Regions from separate parts of the Homo sapiens genome. Here region 2 is linked to region 1. Evidence: chromatin contacts called from ENCODE Hi-C or POLR2A ChIA-PET data. All regions are on one chromosome and are shown on one strand. The core of a region is the stretch at or near the end of the contact, and the rest is flanking DNA. Distances in the headings are between cores, read along the strand shown. Region 1 holds the start of DSC3 (desmocollin 3). Region 2 holds the start of DSG1 (desmoglein 1).

Evidence for each region. Hi-C counts contacts between places; a loop is a spot of excess contacts on that map. ChIA-PET counts read pairs that join two places held with the same protein, here RNA polymerase II (POLR2A).
Region 2: a loop to region 1 is called in a map of lower leg skin, with 5 times the contacts of the local background. The contact joins the promoter of DSG1 here to the promoter of DSC3 in region 1. A Hi-C loop is called at or near these places in 1 of 168 maps with a recorded cell type or tissue (lower leg skin). POLR2A ChIA-PET finds 5 or more read pairs at or near these places in 2 of 52 experiments (MCF 10A and activated T-cell).

What each region holds. Positions count from the first base shown.
Region 1 is chr18:31,040,748-31,044,525 of GRCh38, forward strand. It overlaps DSC3 (desmocollin 3), which reads right to left and starts at 1,995. Exons shown (of 16, transcript NM_001941.5): 1 at 1,845-1,995. The coding sequence starts at 1,913. It overlaps LOC124904345 (a long non-coding RNA gene), which reads left to right and starts at 786. Exons shown (of 2, transcript XR_007066445.1): 1 at 786-1,087; 2 at 1,695-3,778.
Region 2 is chr18:31,316,157-31,319,934 of GRCh38, forward strand. It overlaps DSG1 (desmoglein 1), which reads left to right and starts at 2,004. Exons shown (of 15, transcript NM_001942.4): 1 at 2,004-2,192. The coding sequence starts at 2,145.

The DNA of each region.
Region 1 (3,778 bases), core at 745-3,244:
AGTCTCTATAAAATGAAAAATGTTTCTAAAATGCCGTGTCATTAATATTATATTGAAAAGTTGAGAGTCGTATGAGTCAAAAGGAAGGAAATACATACATGAGATGGTCAAGAGAAGTGTTAATTTACCCATCCGGTCCGAAATTGCAAGTGTTTGTAAACTGACAATTGCAGATGAAATAGTCATTTTCTGTGCACTTTCCGGTATTTAAGTCTCCAGATACAGCATTTAACCTAAACTCAACGGAATTATTTTAAAAAAAAAAAATCTTAAACGAGTATGTGCTAGATCAAAGCTGAAGCTTCCTCCGTTTAGATTTACGCGCACCTTCTTCCTTGCCACAGCTCGACACCCCCACCCATGCCTTGCCGGGAAAGCTCCTGGTCTTCCATGGCCTCTGGGAGCCTCGAGCGAATGCGAGAAATTCTGAGAGCAGCACCCGTAGTTTCGTTCCCCATCCTCAATCCCTTCGCAAAGGAAACACAAAACCCCAAATGCATGCTTGTAAACTGAAAAGCTGAAAATGCTTTTAAATATATTACAAAAGAACACATTCTCTAAGCCGTTTCCATTTGTAGTCACTTCATAAGCTCAGATACTTTGTTGGAACAGTTCCCGGGCAAATGGATGCGCTTATTTGTCCAATTCCTTCTCCATAAACATATCGTAGATCATAACTACCAATCCCATATTCATACCTCGCTGACCTTAAGGGAGGACAACCCTTGGACCCACTCCCACTTGCCAGGGTGGAGGGCCAGGAAGCAGTAAGAATCCGCGAGACCAGACTCGGCTCACTGCCGACGCGGGTATAGACCTCGCTCCCATCGGACCCCATGCGCATCCATGGATGCGGGTAAGTCGCGGGTCCGCGGCTCCTTTCTGGGCGTGCGGAATGAAACTCTGTTGAAGCCTGAAGCTTCGCGTGTAACCGCGCCGCCAGAGTTCCGAACACTTCAAGTCTCCCGTGTTCTCAGAGCATCGTCTCTAACTTCCTCTCCTAGAGGATTTCGTCCTGGGCGGCAGGTTTCCGTAGACTCGAAACCCCAGGCTGTGCTCCGGCCGCGCAGTCCTCCCCGGAGCCGGAGTAAGTACGACGCAACCCCACCGCATCCATCATCCCCCACCACTGTCACCCTCTACCCGCCTCCACACCTCGGCAGCATCCCCAAAACACAACACGACCCCAACCCCCATTCTGGCCCGGTCTTCCCACACTTTCGCGCCCCCGGCACATCCCGCCCCCAGCTGGGTGGCTGGCGGGGGTGGACCGCTTGGGTGAGCTTCTGAATACCCTTTAGGGGAGATACCGAGAAACCCACTTCTCAGGGGCAGCCCCACCAAGGGACCCAGGGACACAGCCCCGGCTCCACTCACTAACGAACCAATCCGGGTCAACTGCGACCCAGAGCTGGGGAGGGGGCAGCCCCTAAATCCCTTTTCAAGTCTGTGCTTTGAGCTCTCAGGGATCCTCTCCACCCAAAGGCGCCCTCCAACCACCATCACCACCAGCTCCACCACCTGGGGAGAAGCGTGAATCCCAACCCCCTGCCCAACCCGCGACGGCGCCCGCCAGAGCGCAGCGAAGCCTGAGCGCGACTCAGAATTCCAACAATCGAACACCTTGTCTCAAAACAAAAAGCTCAGTCCAGAGTCGACCCGCAAACACACGTTTTCTCTCCTCACTCCTGCAGGCCCGAACTTGGGGCTGCTACCAGACCCGCAGCATTGATCTGAGCCGCGGTTGTCACGTTTCGGCCCGCTTTGTCCCCAGCTCCGTGCAGCGTCCAGGGCGGATCCACCCCCGTCCCCACCCCAGCCCTATCCGGCGAGATCTGGCTTACCACGAGGGTCAGCAGCAGATGCAGGCAGACGGCTCCGCGCACGGAGCGCCGGGGCCCAGCGGCGGCCATCGGGATGCCGGGCAGGGCCAGGAGAACGCGGGCGCCGGGAGGGTGCCGAGAGCGAGACCTGCCGAGGTGCAGGGCGCGGGAGGTGCTTTTCTCGCCGCTGCTTGTTTTTAAGTGTATTTGGCCTCTCTCAGGCTTGCCTGCCCGGGAGCAACTTCACTTCTGAAACCGGATTGGACCCAGAGGACGCGGAGAGGCCACTCCTTGTTATTTCTCAAGTTTTATCATCGCCGGCGCGGCTGAGGAGCTGCCCGAGCCTGCCCCTCTGCTCCCCAGCAGCCACCCGGGCGTTCGCGCTCGGGAAAGCGGTCTCTGGCGCACCCTCTGCCAGTTCTCCCACGCCCCTCGGCTGCCCCGCGGCGCTGCCGCCCCGCCCGGCCCGCAGAGAGGCCCTGGCAGCCCAGATCGTCCCAGGGCGGCCCCATCGCCGGCGCTGCGCGGTGCATCTCAATGCAGAACCCCAATCCGCCCGCAGGGATCCCTGCCTCGACACGGGCTCTGCTGGATGCCAGGAACACCCTTGTCATTGGATCAGCGGATCTCCCCTTCGACGTCTGAACAAATTCTGCCAATGTTTTCAGATTAAAGCAAAATACATGTACTGTATTCTCTCCGGATTTGACTAACATGACAAAATACACGACAGAAGGAATTTATCCCAGATGGCATGATAAACAGTTTTTGGCATGTCAGAAATTAAAACCAAATTTAAGAAATTCTAATCTAACCATTTTTACGCACCCAAAATATGAGTGATTACACTCAGCGCTCTATTAACTGTCAGTTTGGGGGACTCATATGAACCTTCTAAAAACGACTTTGTTCTTAGATGTGAATTATTGGTTTACTACTTACTGGTACCAAAATGAAATTTTTCAGGTGGTCAAAGGAATATCTACCACACAAAACCTTCTAAAACGAGGCTTACAGATTCTACATCATGCAACGACTATTTATCAGGGCCCGAAGTCGGCCAAGCTTTGTGTGAGGGCATGGAAGAAAGGAAATGCAGAAAATCTAGTTCCTGTCGGAAATAATTCAAAGTCAGAAAGGGACGAAAGACAATCATTCCTAGCCCAGTAGGCTACACTTTTTAATAGAGATGTCGTTTGTAACACCAGGGGGACATCCTCTTATTTCTCCCTAAACTGAATTTTAAGTTCCCCGAGTTCCCATCTACTGGATTCAGGAGGAAATCCCTCTCAGACATGAGATGCTACTCCTCGAAGTCCATTCAAAAGTTGCAAGGTCGGGAATTTCAGACAGCCAATTAATCATGAAAGGGTGTTATGACCTTCATTCATCTCACTCTGGCTCAAGTCTAATAGACTCCTCGTCGTCTAAGCCATGTATTCCCTGAAGTCTGGGGCTTCCCTGAAACTCATGAGGCTCAGCTTTAAGGGCTCAGACACTCTAAGTTGAGCTTCCCAGTGTGAATCTCCCAGGCACCCGTCAGTGGAGGTCTCTGTATGTAAGAGCTCTTCCAGTCTCAGAGAAAGTTCTCCAAACTTCTCTCCACTCCAGGGTTTTCACCTCCCATCCTCCACGTGCCTCCAGCATGACCTCAGAGAAAGCTTCTCAAAGTCACTTCCAGCCCCCCAGCCCTCAGAAACTCAAGTAGAATGGTTTTCTTGAACTTAGATGAGTAAAGGAGATGGCTAGCACCAATCTCCCTCCCTCACCACTTTGAATTCACTGTTAGAGTGAAGGGTTGAGGTGTTAAGGCATTTTAGAGGAGAGGATCTAACTTAGCTGAAGAAAGCTTTGAAGAAGCAAAATGTTGCGATAAGCCCAGCAAAGAAAAGGGAAAGGGTAGGAGAATGCTTCAAGATAACACAACATCAACAGGACATGAGAAGCTCTGGAGA
Region 2 (3,778 bases), core at 754-3,253, 280 kb after region 1:
TCTTCCTTAGTCATAATAACCATATTTTAAATCCTCAATAGTCACATATTATAAATGGCTACCATATCTGACAGCATAGATAGAGAATATGTTCGTATTGCAGAAAGTTCTACTGGATAGCACTGTTCTGAGGACGTTAAAATGAGTAAGAAAGAGAAAAAGGCAGGGAAGGAGGCAAGGGAGAGAAAGTGATTAACAAATTCCCTCTCCCGCTGTGTTTAACATCGTATTGGCTCTCATGTAACTGCCAAGACAGACGCTGCTCTGCAGTATTGGAGTTCTATCACACCTCCTCTCCAGAAAGATGTTTGAGAGATTGCTGCCTTATGAATCCCCTAGTCATATAGGATTGTTGGAGCAAGGCATTGAGTTAGGGGTGGAGCCAGGGTTAGGTTTAAGGAAAGGTAATTTAATGGATGAAGGAGGCCCCCATGCATGCCCTAGCATCATGCCCAGAATCCGAGATGCATAAAACATTGACTCGCCACTGGAAAGCTGCAAGAGTAGGTGCAGTTGTCTCTGGTGCCCAGTGAGTCTTCTGCTATTCATGGTCAGACAACATGATACTAATATATTGCTCAGACTAAGTCATAGGTTAATACAGTCTATTTTATTTGACATTTCTCATTAGAGAAAATCGGCCAGCTCATCTTTCTAAATTTTATTTATTTACATCTGCTATTTACAATCATAAACATTCTTATTCACTGCAAATAAACATGGGCAGCCTATCTCCTCCCCTCCACACTGTATGATGGATAATATGGAAATTCAAACCACACATCTTCTTTGCCACAAATCTGTAGTGAAATGACAGCCTTCTATAGACCCTCTGACCCTCAGAGATTTTCTTCCTTTTGGAGACATTTTGAGTATCTTTTTGACCATAATCAACATCTTATCAGGTAGGTCTCTTGTTCTAAGTAGCCGTTTCAAACTCTGAGGGTGTCCAGTGTCTATGAGCTTCCTGCCACTCACAATATTTATACTAGACGTTGCCAGGGGAAGAGAAGAGAGTCCAAAAATATGTCCAAATGCTGCCCTGTGAAGGTTGCTATTTATTTTCACAAACCTCAGGGCTGCATTCAGTTTCCCGTCTACCTGTGTAGGCAGCCATTTCTTCAGTGTATTCCCTATGTTCTAATTGGCTCGCTGTACAGATTCTTGGCTCTGTGCTTAGGAATTGTCATTGACTTTTAACCCACCTCACCTGCTGAGCAGCTTTCTGTGTTTTCATTAGTATTTCAGGCACCGAATCTCATTTTTAAAGTTATTATCAGGATTTTAATTGGTGGTTCTCACTATTCACCCTTAAGTTTAGTAATATTTAAATTTTTATTTTGTTGCATTTAATAAAAGAATCATAAAGAAAGAAAAATAATTAGGGAGAGAAAATAATTTCTTTAGAGGGAAAATGGAGGATTCCTTAGACTGAAGGCTGGTCAGTTAATGGGAATTGTGACTTATGCAGAGGATCTAATAATTGTAAGTATCATGGTTTTACTTGTTTGAATTAATAACTTTAAAAAATCTCAGTCTTGCATTAGCATATTTTCTGTCTCTTAACAACCGAAAATAACTGAAACTTTCCCAACATCTACTAAAATGGAAAGTTTGTCATTTTCTACTATGACCTGAGGGTTTGGCTACAAACAGATAATGGAATGAATAAGATGAGCATTCAAGTTATACCTGCCTGTTTAATATGGGGAGAAACTAAACCACCTGTAAAGAAAGCATGGGGTGAGAAGCCCCCATCACCTGTATAACCCTCGGTATTTCTGTTCACTTTAAGAGCCTGCCACTGAAAACATTCAGTAAAGGAGTGAATCTTCCTTGCCCCATCAAGAGTCGCTTTTCAGCTGGAGGAAGGGTGTGTCCCCAAGTTTTTACCTGGGAGCAATGATGATCTTGTCAAGCATTTCAGTGAGACCAGCCCAAGTTTTTAGGGTGGGGATCCAGACTGGTTATACGTACCTTCAGTCCTTCTCCCAGAGGAAGGCAGAAACACCTCAAAGCCTGCATGTAAGAACATCTACTGAGAAATTATTTTAATCAGACACCAGCTGAGTGGGAGAAAGAAAAAGAACAGAGAAGAACAAACAAAACTCCCTTGGTCTTGGATGTAAGAGAATCCAGCAGAGATGGACTGGAGTTTCTTCAGAGTAGTTGCAATGCTGTTCATTTTTCTGGTGAGTGGATTCTGGTAAAAGTCCTTCATAATCGTGCCCATTGTAAACAAGTGAAAACTTTTTAGAAAATGTTAGTGGGCATTATTTCTAACCTAAACCCATTGAAAATGTATATTAATGACAAGATGATTTTATGAACTAGATTTTTCAATAGCATTTCTCTCTTTAATTGAAGACTCAAGATCATGTTAATGCCTCAGTGTCAACTCATTGTATTACATCTCTGACACTGAAGTCATTGCTAAGTCATGCTGGGAAAAGACTGAATTTAGGAAATTCCTATCGCTAGTTAGTAGCACTTTGTCGTTCAAAATCTCTTCTGCAAGAGGGCTTTTAAACTAAATATCACAAGTGTGTCTGGATTTTTAACCTGTTTTTTTTTTTATTTTTTTTGTGTGTTTGGTGGTGGAATTACTCTAATTTTTAAAACATAAAAATAGCACCACATAATTTAAAATCGTAGCAGTTTGTGGCTGGTCTCGCTATCCAAATAAAGTCATCAGTTGCATATTTGGTTAGAATCTGTATCACTACTATAAAAAGCCCCGCACTATTTAACTATGATTTTATTTAAAACATTTTTAATTTCAAAAAACGGCAGTACAGGAGGTTTATAAATGACATATTAAGTGAAGAAGTGGCTATAATTAAAGAGTAAGTATAATTATTATTACACTCGATCTTACTACTGGAATGTCAGTGATGACTGCGATATAAAAGTTGTGCACTTGATCGTCTGACGAATGTAATGAAATACTTTATCATTGCCCCCTTACATGTAATTAGTTTTCTTGCTGTAGAGATAATACTAAGTGCACCACTAATGTATTATGTCAATTTCACTTTCAGTGAAAATTTGAAAATTGTAATCTCTCTCATAGTAAGGTTAATGTAATTCAAAAAGGCAGGTGCCAAGTAAATTGCCCTCCAGCTTGGCAGGATGTATAGTGCTGTGGTTCACATTTGTTTCTACTTGCTTAATTTTTGAACTGGAATGTTGGGTTGGTTGGTATAATAAGTTAGATCTTTGATTCAAAGTATGCTGGTTAGTTTGAATTCAGTTTTATTAACTAAGGCGGGACATAATCAGTGGATTTAGTTATAAATGAGCATCAGTAAGCTGGTGGCTTTGGTTCCAAGCTTTCCTTCAAACATTAGTCCTATCCCATGCTCTTTTCAGTGGATATTTAGGATCAGTTGATTTCATTACTTAGGATTTGGTAGGGATCACTGATCATTATACAGTATGTCATTTGAAATATGAGAGTTTCATATTGTCAGTAATCAAGCACTTTTACTTAAAATTTCAAATAAATTTGATCCATTAAGAGCTATTATAGTTTTAGTTGATCAGCTTGTTCAGATAGGTGTACACTAACTTTCATAGAATCTCTAAGATGTGCCTTATTTGTTGATTTATTTATTTCAAATTAATTATAGCATATCAAATTTCTTTAAACAGCCACTTCCTATTTAGTCATTCTTCAATAAAATGTATCATCATCAAAATCATATATCTTTATTGAACTTTCTCTAGCTGTGCCTAGATTTTTTTTTGTTGGCTTATGGGGGTTTTTTTGGGAATG